2 separate regions of the Homo sapiens genome follow, and region 2 is linked to region 1. Evidence: chromatin loops called from intact Hi-C (ENCODE). Cell type or tissue: endothelial cell of umbilical vein. All regions are shown on one strand.

What was found. Hi-C counts contacts between places; a loop is a spot of excess contacts. Peaks named below come from ENCODE experiments on the same cell type or tissue, not always from the same donor. Only the 100,000 strongest peaks of a DNase experiment are listed, where the experiment ranks them.
Region 2: it touches region 1 in a loop (16-fold over the local background); 3 of 110 quality-filtered maps call a loop at or near these places.

Annotation. Positions count from the first base shown.
Region 1 is chr12:30,848,478-30,853,477 of GRCh38, reverse strand. No RefSeq gene overlaps it. Among named protein-coding and RNA genes, the nearest start is that of LINC00941, 55 kb to the right of the region's middle. RefSeq lists enhancers at 1,797-2,146, 4,595-5,000. In endothelial cell of umbilical vein, a CTCF peak has its summit at 2,205 (motif pointing left); a DNase peak (open chromatin) is centred at 2,167; H3K4me3 peaks cover 470 bases; H3K27ac peaks cover 377 bases.
Region 2 is chr12:31,115,187-31,120,186 of GRCh38, reverse strand. It overlaps LOC124902912 (a long non-coding RNA gene), which reads right to left and starts at 2,927. Exons shown (of 5, transcript XR_007063268.1): 1 at 2,646-2,927. It also overlaps the pseudogene OVOS2P. RefSeq lists enhancers at 1,863-2,392, 2,393-2,923. In endothelial cell of umbilical vein, a CTCF peak has its summit at 2,918; a DNase peak (open chromatin) is centred at 2,886; H3K4me3 peaks cover 544 bases; H3K27me3 peaks cover 1,245 bases.

The sequences.
Region 1 (5,000 bases):
TGACCTGCCGGCCTCTACTTGCACCCTTTACTGGACCCCACAACTGTTAGCCCTGGGCCCCCCTCACCCCTCCCCTGCAGCAGCCACAGCCTCCTGATTCTCTGACCCATTCTTCAAGACACAACCAGAAAGCCAATGTGATCAGATGAGACCTTCCCTTAAAGCCCTTCACAGACCACCTTATCACCCAAGTAAAGGCCCCCTGCCCCATCCAAAAAAAATATGTATATGTCTGTGTGTGTGAATATATGTATGTGTATATATGTCTGTATATGTATATGTATGTATATGTATGCATACATATACATACACATGTATGTGTATGTGTACGTATATGTATATGTATGTATACATGTACATACATATATACACACACATATATGAATAATGTGCTCTATACTTTTTACTGATTGAAATATCCAATCAAAGAAGGGTGACAACGTAGATTGGGTGGTTGTTGAGCAGTCTTTTGGTGGTGATAGTCTCCTTGGAATCTGTTTCAGAAACCAGGCACAGTTATAGGAGAAGCTTTTTGGAATATATTAAGATCAAACACTTAGTAATGATTTTTAAAAGATCAAGCATCGTTTATTGAGACCAACAAATAACTTTCACCTTTTTACTACTGTGGAACATAAAAATATTAACGGAGGATTTTTTTTCTATTTTAAATGTCCCTCACTGCTGAACTGCTCATAGATATTATGTTTTTAAGGGAGTAGTGGAATTAATCATTAAATGCAAATTTACTACTTATATTTCCCAGAAAGTATATCATGGGAATTACAAATAATCTCCATTTTCTAAAATTATCCTCAAATTTATAATGCTATCAGGATGTAAGGTGAGTTAAAGTACAATTGCATTTTTTTAAAGTTTTAAAAACTAAAACTGAATGTAGATAATTCCAAAATATTTTGAGAAGGCCTCCTCAGTGTTCCATGATTTTGACATGTGTGGTTATGTGGAGGCTCAGTGAACCCGCAGGGTAACACACTTCTATTTTTGGATGGAGGCATGCAGGGAGAAAGGATGAAAAGGACAACGCAGCTTTGATAGGAAGCCTGCTTTTGGGGAAGGGATGGTCCACTCAGGCTTCCTGGAGGGTGGGAGTTCTTCCTGCCCAACATTGCCCCTCGTTTTCCCAGAGGAGCTTAAAACCCCAGTGAAAAAGCCACAGTTCCTGGAAAGTGTTATGGATCTGATAGCATTACATTTTATAAGCTATTAATACCCAAATTCACCATGTCCAAAAATGAGTTCCTTAATGACTAAGCCCCCTATCCATCACTAAACCAGCTTTGTCTCTCTATCAAAGTAAATGGCCCTGATATGGCTCCAATGACTGGAGGAACATCAGGTCCTTGGTCTCATGCTGATTTAGATAAAATGACATGGACACATGCGGAGTGGTTTAAGGAGCGGATAATTTAATAGGCAAGAAAGAAGAAAGAAGAAAGAAAGAAGAGAACAGCTCCCCTGTACAGAGACAGAGGGAGGGCAGAAAAGTGGTCGGTTATATGGGAGGCTGGAGGAGGCAGTATCTGATTTGCATAGAGCTGTAGGGTCCAGCCCTACTGGGTCTGTGGGTTTTTCTCCTGGTGTGCGGAGATGAGAGGTCGTAGAAATAAAGACACAAGACAAAGAGATAGAAGAAAAGACAGCTGGGCCCGGGGGACCACTACCACCTAGATGTGGAGACTGGCAGTGGCCCCGAATGCCTGGTCGCGCTGTTATTTATTGTGTACAAGGCAAAGGGGCAGGGTAAGGAGTGTGAGTCATCTCCAGTGATTAATAAGGTCATGTGAGTCACGTGTCCACCGGACAGGGGGCCTTTCCCTTTTAGGTAGCCGAGCTGGAGAGAGGACAGCTTACGTCATTATTTCTTCTATGCTCTTCTCAGAAAGATCAAAGACTTTAATACTTTCACTAATTCTGCTATTGCTATCTAGAAGGCGGAGCCAGGTGTACAGAGCAGAACATGAAAGTGAAACAGGAGCGTGACCTCTGAAGCACAGCATCACAGCGAGACGTTTAGGTCTCCGGATGGCTGCGGGCGGGCCTGACTGATGTCAGGCCTTCCACAAGAGGTGGTGGAGCAGAGTCTTCTCTAACTCCACCGGGGAAAGGGAGACTCCCTTTCCCGATCTGCTAAGTAACGGGTGCCTTCCCAGGCACTAGCGTTACCACTAGACCAAGGAGCCCTCTAGTGGCCCTGTCCGGGTGTGACAGAGGGCTCACACTAGTCTTCTGGTCACTTCTCACCATGTCCCTTCAGCTCCTATCTCTGTATGTCCTGGTTTTTCCTAGGTTATAATTGTAGAACAAAGATTATTATAATATTAGAATAAAGAGTAATGCTATAAACTAATGATTAGTAATATTCATATATAATCATATCTATATTCTATGCCTAATATAACTATTCTTATTTTAAGTATTTTCTTTATTATACTGGAATAGCTTGTGCTTTTAGTCTCTTGCCTCGTCACCTGGGTGGCTTGCCGCCCACAGAGGGCCCAGGGGATTGGTTTGACCAGGTGTGTCATTCACGAAGCCCGTGAAAAACCCGGCCCTCCCACCTTATCCTTTTAATGTGCAAATGTGGGCCGCTCTGATGTCCTGAACACATGCAGTTACCTGGAGGTGGCCATGACACTTGGCATACCTGGTGACAAGAAGAAGGCACGAATCACCATATTGGGTGGACTCAGCTTCTAATGGCCTGCGTTTGCATATCAAAGCTTGCCAGCCTGGCCCTTTAATTTGCCTTTCTGTTAGAAAAGAAATGATTTGGCCAGGTGCGGTGGCTGATGCCTGTAATCCTAGCACTTTGGGAGGCTGAGGTAGGCGGATCACTTGAGGTCAGGAGTTTGAGATCAGCCTGGCTAACATGGTGAAACCCCATCTCTACTAAAAATACAAAAAAAAAAATTAGCCAGGCTTGGTGGCGGGCACCTATAATCCTAGCTACATGGGAGGCTGAGACAGGAGAATCACTTGAACCAGGGAGGCAGAGGTTACAGTGAGCCCAGATTGCACCATTGCACTCCAGCCTGGGCGACAGAGTGAGACTGTCTCAAAAAGAAAAGAAAAGGTCTGGGGTTGCTTTTATTAAAAGAAAAAGCCTTACCGAGAATTCCTTTTACCCTTTCTATCTGCCTAAAAATTATTTCTTAGTAACTCCTGTATCATTCCCCCGCTCAAGAGAAGCAAACCTAACTGCTGTCAGGGGGTGTTGGATGGCGATTCTTTCTGGCTACTTCCTGCTGAAAAGGGGTATTGTGTGGGGAACAGCAGTTGTGCCTTCTCCTGAGGTTTATCTAAGGGTTCTTGGAAGAATGGCGTGACCATGTGTAAAAAGTAAAGTAGAGGTTCCTCTTCAAAGACTTTCCGCCCCGTCTAATAAGAAATAAATAGTAACTTCTCTTAAAAGCAAAATTTATTCAAAGACCTGTGCTAACATTCTTAAATATCTGCTAGCCATAATAAAGAAATCAATGTAATTTATGTTCTTAGCTCCCACAATTTAGCCTAAATATTTGCCCTGGCATGCTTATACTGGTCCAAGCAAGCATTAGATCATAGTCTGTTCCTCTTCCTTATTTAAAAGTGTTTTTACCTTTCCCAGCATTCCACAAGTTACTTCCTCCTTCTTTTGTTCTCCTCTACCTTTGCCTCTTTTAAAAAGTTCTAAGTTGCTAGCCAATCGGGACAAATACAGAATGTGAGGTCCCATTCCAGCTATTGGAAACTGGACACAGCAGTAGGGTGGACGCGTCAGGTTATAAATGACCCTGTCTCCTTTGTTCAGTGTACTCTCCTGGCAAAACTGCTGGCGAGTGTACCCTTTCTGCAAGAAGTAAAAATGGCCTTACTAAATAAACTGATGCTCAAGTGCTATTTCTTTACAAGCATTTCAAACACGTGTGGCTTTGCTCGCAGCACCGTTTGGAGTTTGATTGCTTCCAGGTGAAAAGAGATAAATTTTATAAGAAAATTTAAAATATAGGGTTAGAATGTGAGTATTAAGATTACCACCGTGAGTGGGGGTCCTATAGACCCTGAGTTTCATACCTATTAGTTACACCATGGATTGCAATACCAGTATCTCGCTGTACATTACCAGAAACATTAATATAAAAGAAACATTTTCCTTGAGAAAACCATACATTTCCCCTTTGACTTGCCATTAGAGAATAACTTTAAGCTTAGGCCATTTTCCTAACTTGCAATATGCTTGGGAGAAATACATTAGTGGGTGGCTAAAATAACTTTAATGTTAATCTTGACAATTCCTTTCCTTTAATAATTTCATGACTTTCACAGACCCTCTTACAACATACTTAAACTTTCTGACTTGCCCTAAGCATTCATCCTTTAAACAACCAGTCATTTCCTTTTAGGACAAGTATTTACCAATGAAAATCTTTTCTTACATAAAATCTTCCTTTATAATCTTCTCTTTATAGCTTAGAGCACATTATATTACCAACCTTCAGAAAAAGTCCTATTAAACGTAATGATAGTAAAACTTTCATCCTTGCTTCTTATCCACAACTATTACTCCTGCTATAAGCGACACAATTTTGACTAAATCTTTCCTGCAACTATCAATCCTGTTATAAGGTTGATAATTAGGCAAAATATTACAGCAATTAGAATTTTACAACCAGAATTCCACATCTTGGGTGCTACAGTGTGTAGTTCTATTGTAAATAGTAGCGTGAGTATAACAGTTCTTACAAGAGTGGCATAGTGAATAATTTCCATTTAAAACTTTACTTACCAAGATATAACATTTCTCTTTGGGGAGCTACAAAGTTACAAATGCGATTCTATGAATAATTAAAATCTGCCTGCAAATATGCTTTAAAAAGAAGTTTTAATATTTGGTGGTGAACTTTGAGAGTAAAGGGTAGAAATAGCAAAAAGTATCTGGTGAGGCAGGAGTGGGACTGAGTAAGATGAGTAGCCCTCACTCAGTTACTTATCTTTTA
Region 2 (5,000 bases), 270 kb before region 1:
GATGGGGTTCCCAAGAGCCAGTGGGGGAAGAGGGGCTGACTCTCCGTCCCCGCCTCGCGGGGTGTACCTCCCCCCACTGCGATGGTGGTCCCAAGAGCCAGGGGGGAAGTGGGGCTGGCTCGCAGTCCCCGCCTCGCATGTGGTGCCTCCCCACTCTGCGATGGGGGCCTAAGAGCCAGAGGTGAAGAGGGGCTGGCTGTCAGTCCCTGCCTGGCGGGGGTTACCTCCCCCTCTGCGATGGCAGTCCTAAGAGACGGGGGAAAGAGGAGCTGGCTCTCAGTACCCGCCTCGCGTGGGGTGCGAAGCGCCTGCGATGGGGGTCCTAAGAGCCCGTGGGGGAAGAGGTGCAGGCTCTCCGTCCCTGCCTCTCGGGGGGTGCCTCTCCCCCCTGCGATGGGGGTCCTAATAGCCAGGGGGGGAAGAGGGGCTGGCTCTCAGTCCCCGCCTCGTGTGGGGTGCCTCCCCTCCCCGCGATGGGGATCCCAAGAGCCGGGGAGAAGTGGGTCTGGCTCTCAGTTCCTGCCTCGCAGGGGGTGCCTCCCCCCTCTGCGTTGGGTGTCCTAAGAGCCGGGGGGGGGGGAAATGGGCTTGCTCTCAGTCCCCGCCTCGCGGGGGGTGCCTCCCCCCACTGCGATGGGGGTCCTAAGAGCCACGGGAGGAAGAGAGGCTGGCTCTCAGTCCCTGCCTCGCGGGGGGTGCCTTCCCCACCCGCGATGGGGCTCCTAAGAGCCAAGGGGGGAAGACGGGCTGGCTCTCAATCCTCGCCTCGCCGGGTGGCCTCCCACCCTGCGATGGGGCTCCTAAGAGCCACGGGGGGTAGAGGGGCTGGCTCTCAGTCCCCGCCTCGCGGTGGGTGCCTCCCCGCCCTGCGATGGGGGTCCGAAGAGCAGGGGGAAGGAGAGGGGCTGGCTCTCAGTCCCCGAATCGCGTGGGGTGCCTCCACCCCCTGCGATGGGGGTCCCTAGAGCCAGGGGGGGAAGAGGGGCTGGCTCTCAGTCCGCGCCTCGCGGAGGATGCCTCCCCCACTTGCAATGTGAGTCCTAAGAGCCAGAGGTGGGAGGGGCTGGCTCTCAGTTCCCGCCTCGCGGTGTGTGCCTGCCCCGCTGCGATGGAGGTCCTAAGAGCAAGGGGGGGAAGAGGGGCTGGCTCTGGTAGATTGCAAATGACCTGCTTTTTTTCTGATCCCGAGCTGCGTTCGGACCCCTGTCGGATAGTAAATCCCAGGTAAGGTACCTGCGGTCGGCAGGTCTGAGCTTTCTTCTTGGACACCTAAAACCCCCAGTCCTCCAGGTGGGTGCTAAGGATCTTAGAATCCGCGGTGGGGGTCCTAAGCCAGCGGGGGAAGAGGGGCTGGCTCTCAGTCCCCGACTCGTGGGCGGTGTCTTCCCCCCTTGCGATGGGGATCCTAAGAGCCAGGGGGGGAAGAGGGGCGGGCTCTCAGTGCCCGCCTCGCTGGAAGTGCCTCCCACCCATGAGATGGGTGTCCTAAGAGCCAAGGGGGGGGAATAGGGGCAGGCTCTCGATCCCCGCCTCTCGGGGGGTGCCTCCCCCCCTTGCGATCGGGGTCCCAAGGGCCAGGGGGGGAAGAGGGGCTGGCTCTCAGTCCCCGTCTCTCGGGTGGTGCCTCCCGCCACTACGATGTGGGTCCTAAGAGCCGGGGGTGGGAGGGTCTGGCTCTCAGTCACCGCCTCGTGAGGAGTGCCTCCCCCGCTGCGATGGAAGTTCTAAGACACAGGGGGGGAAGAGGTTCTGGCTCTCAGTCCCCGCCTCGCGGGGGGTGCCACGCGCCTGCATTGGGGGTCCTAAGAGCCATGGGGGGGTAGAGGGGCTGGCTCTCAGTCCCCGCCTCGTGGGGGTTGCCCCCCCCCTGCGATGGGGGTCTCAAGAGCCTGGGGGGGAAGAGGGGCTGGCTCTCAGTCCCCGCCTCTCCGGGTGTGCGTCCCCCCCCTGCAATGGGGGTCCTAAGAGTCAGGGGGAGTGAGCGGCTGGCTCTCAGTCCCCGCCTCGCAGGGGGTGCCTCCCCCGCCTGCGATGGGGGTCCGAAGAGCCTGGGGGGGAAGAGAGGCAGGCTCTCAGTCCCCGCTTCGCGGGGGTTGCCTCCCCGCACAGCGATGGGGGTCACAAGAGCCAGGGGGGAAGTGGGGCTGGCTCTCAGTTCCCGCCTTGCGGTGTGTGCCTCCCCCCCTGCGATGGGGGTCCTAAGAGCCAGGGGATGAAAAGGGGCTGGCTCTCAGTCCTCGCCTGGCGGGAGTGCCTCCCCCCCCGCGATGGGGGTCCTAAGATCCTGGGGGGGAAGAGGAGCTCTCTCTCAGTCCCCGCCTCGCGGGGGGTGCCTCCGACTCCTGCGATGGGGGTCCTAAGAGCCAGGGGGGTAAGAGGGGCAGGCTCTCAGTCCCCGCCTCGCTGCGGGTGCCTCCGTCCCTGCGATGGGGGTCCTAAGAACCAGGGAGGGAAGAGGGGCTGGTTCTCAGTCCTCGCCTCGCGGGGAGTGCCTCCCTCCACTGCGATGGGGGTCCCAGGAGCCAGGGGGGAGGTGGGGCTGGCTCTCAGTTCCCGCCTCACGAGGGGTGCCTCCCCCCACTGCGATGGGGGACCTAAGAGCAAGCGAGGGGAAGACGGGCTGGCTCCGGTAGATTGTAAATGACCTGCTTTCTTTCTTTTCCCGGGCTGCGTTCGGACCCCTGTCGATTGTAAATCCCAAGTAAGGTACCTGCCGTGGGCAGATCTGAGCTTTCTTCTTGGACACCCCATACCCACAGTCCTCCAGGTGGGTCCTAAGGATCTTAGGAACCGCGATGGGGGTCCTAAGCCCGGGGGGAAGGGGGGCTGGCTCTCAGTCCCCGCCTCGCGTGGCGTGCCTCCCCCGCTTGCGATGCGAGTCCTAAGAGCCGGGGGTGGGAGGGACTGGCTCTCAGTCTCCCCCTCGCGGTGGGTGCCTCCCCGCCCTGCAATGGGGATCCTAAGAGCCAGGCGGGGAAGAGGGGCTCTTCTCTAAGAATCAAAACACTGTCACCTTTAGCAGTGAAGGATCCAGTGAGATCCAGTTTAACGGTCATAACCGCCTACTGGTCCAACGTTCAGAAGTAACACAGGCACCTGGACAATACACAGTAGATGTGGAAGGACGCGGTTGTACATTTATCCAGGTTACAGAAATCTGCCTAAGAGGGTGATGAGTGTTTGCCAGTAAAAGAGTCAGACTGTCTGTTCAGTTCTACGTGAAGTGTTATTTGACCGTTTTGTGTATTTACATGATCAATAGCCAAAATTGCAAGTTACTTTATGAAAAGCTACTCAGCTGTCTAAGAGAAGTTTGAGGAATATTGCTATTAGAAAGTATTCTATCTTCATTAAATTACGTTATTCTGAAAACTAAAGAATTTAACCTGATTCCCTGATGATAAAGATGTAAACTGCATTAGTAATAGAAATAAACAATAGGTTCTTTCTTTTTAAAAATGTTTTATTTTTAATTTTTGTGGGTACATAGTAGGTGTAAATATTTACCGGGTGCATGATACAGGCATGCAATGTGTAAGAATCACATCAGGGCAAGTGGGGTATGCATCACCTCAAGCATTTATCCATTGTGTTACAAATGATCGAAGTATACTCTTAGTTATTTTAAAATGTAAAATCACATTACTACTGACTATAGTCAGACTGTATAATTCTTAATACAGGATGGGTTTTCTTATAATTTGCTATCCTTTCTAGGCCACCCTTAAGTACAATGTTCTCCTACCTAAGAAGGCATCTGGATTTTCTCTTTCCTTGGAAATAGTAAAGAACTACTCTTTGACTGTTTTTGACCTCACAGTGAACCTCAAGTAAGTGTCATATTTTGACAGTAACTCCCACGTGAACAAGATGGTAAAATATTTTAAAAGTTCAAACAGTAGTGAAATAACAAAATATAAATCATGGTAATGAGTTCTCATGTTGGTGGTGACAATTCTACAGCACAGTCACTTTTTAGCCGTCTGTCCGGACACCACAATTTAGTACATCTTCAGCTAAATCAGAGCTAAAATGAGGCAAGAAAACATGCAGTCTATGTGAGCAGGATTTGAAAGCTTTCACTGCACTGATGTTTCAATGATACTTTTTATTCTGTTGTATGGAAGTACTCCTAGTTTTGAAAAACAGAGATTCTATATTTCTTTCTCAAGACAAGCATGCATGGTCATATAGTAGCAAGCCCACAAATGTTTATTTTGTAACTGTAAAGAGTAACATTTTAGATTTTTACTTTTCAGAATAGAAAAACGAAATGATCCTCTTGAATTCAAGCATGATTTATAGATGCTAAAGGCTTTTAGCCTTAGTTAATATGTGGAAAACATTGAGTAAAATTAGTTTGGGAGATATTTTTTAGAATTTCTAAATAAAAATCGCTTGAGCTCCAGGGCTAAGAACTCAATGAATTGGGGAACTCTTTTTCTTTTTTGGTTTTTTTTTTTTTTTTTTTTTTTTGAGACAGAGTCTTACTTTGTCACCCAGGCTGCAGTACAGTGGCACAGTGGCACAATCTCAGCTCACTGCAACTTCCAGCTCCTGGGTTCAAAGGATTCTTACGGCTCAGCCTCCTGAGTAGCTGGGATTAGAGGCGTGCACCACCACATCTGGCTAATTTTTCTATTTTTAGTAGAGTCAGAGTTTTGCCATATTGGCCAGGCTGGTCTTGAACTCTGACCCTCAAGTGATCCACCCACCTTGGCCTCCAGAAGTGCTGGGATTACAGGTGTGAGCAACCACGCCCTGATGAACTATGGAACTCTTAACTTCATACCCCAATAGTCTTATCCAGAAGCAGGAAACTGAGCTAGAAGTTCTCCTGGGGACACATCTACTCTATAATTATGCTCATATACCACCTTTTAAGCAAAGATGTCCTCTAAGTGTTACGCAACTCTAACACTAACCTAAGTATATGTAAAAGATTTAGAAGCTCTGTTTATCAGTTCAAACTTTGAGACTGCAGGTAAGCTTAAAAGCAG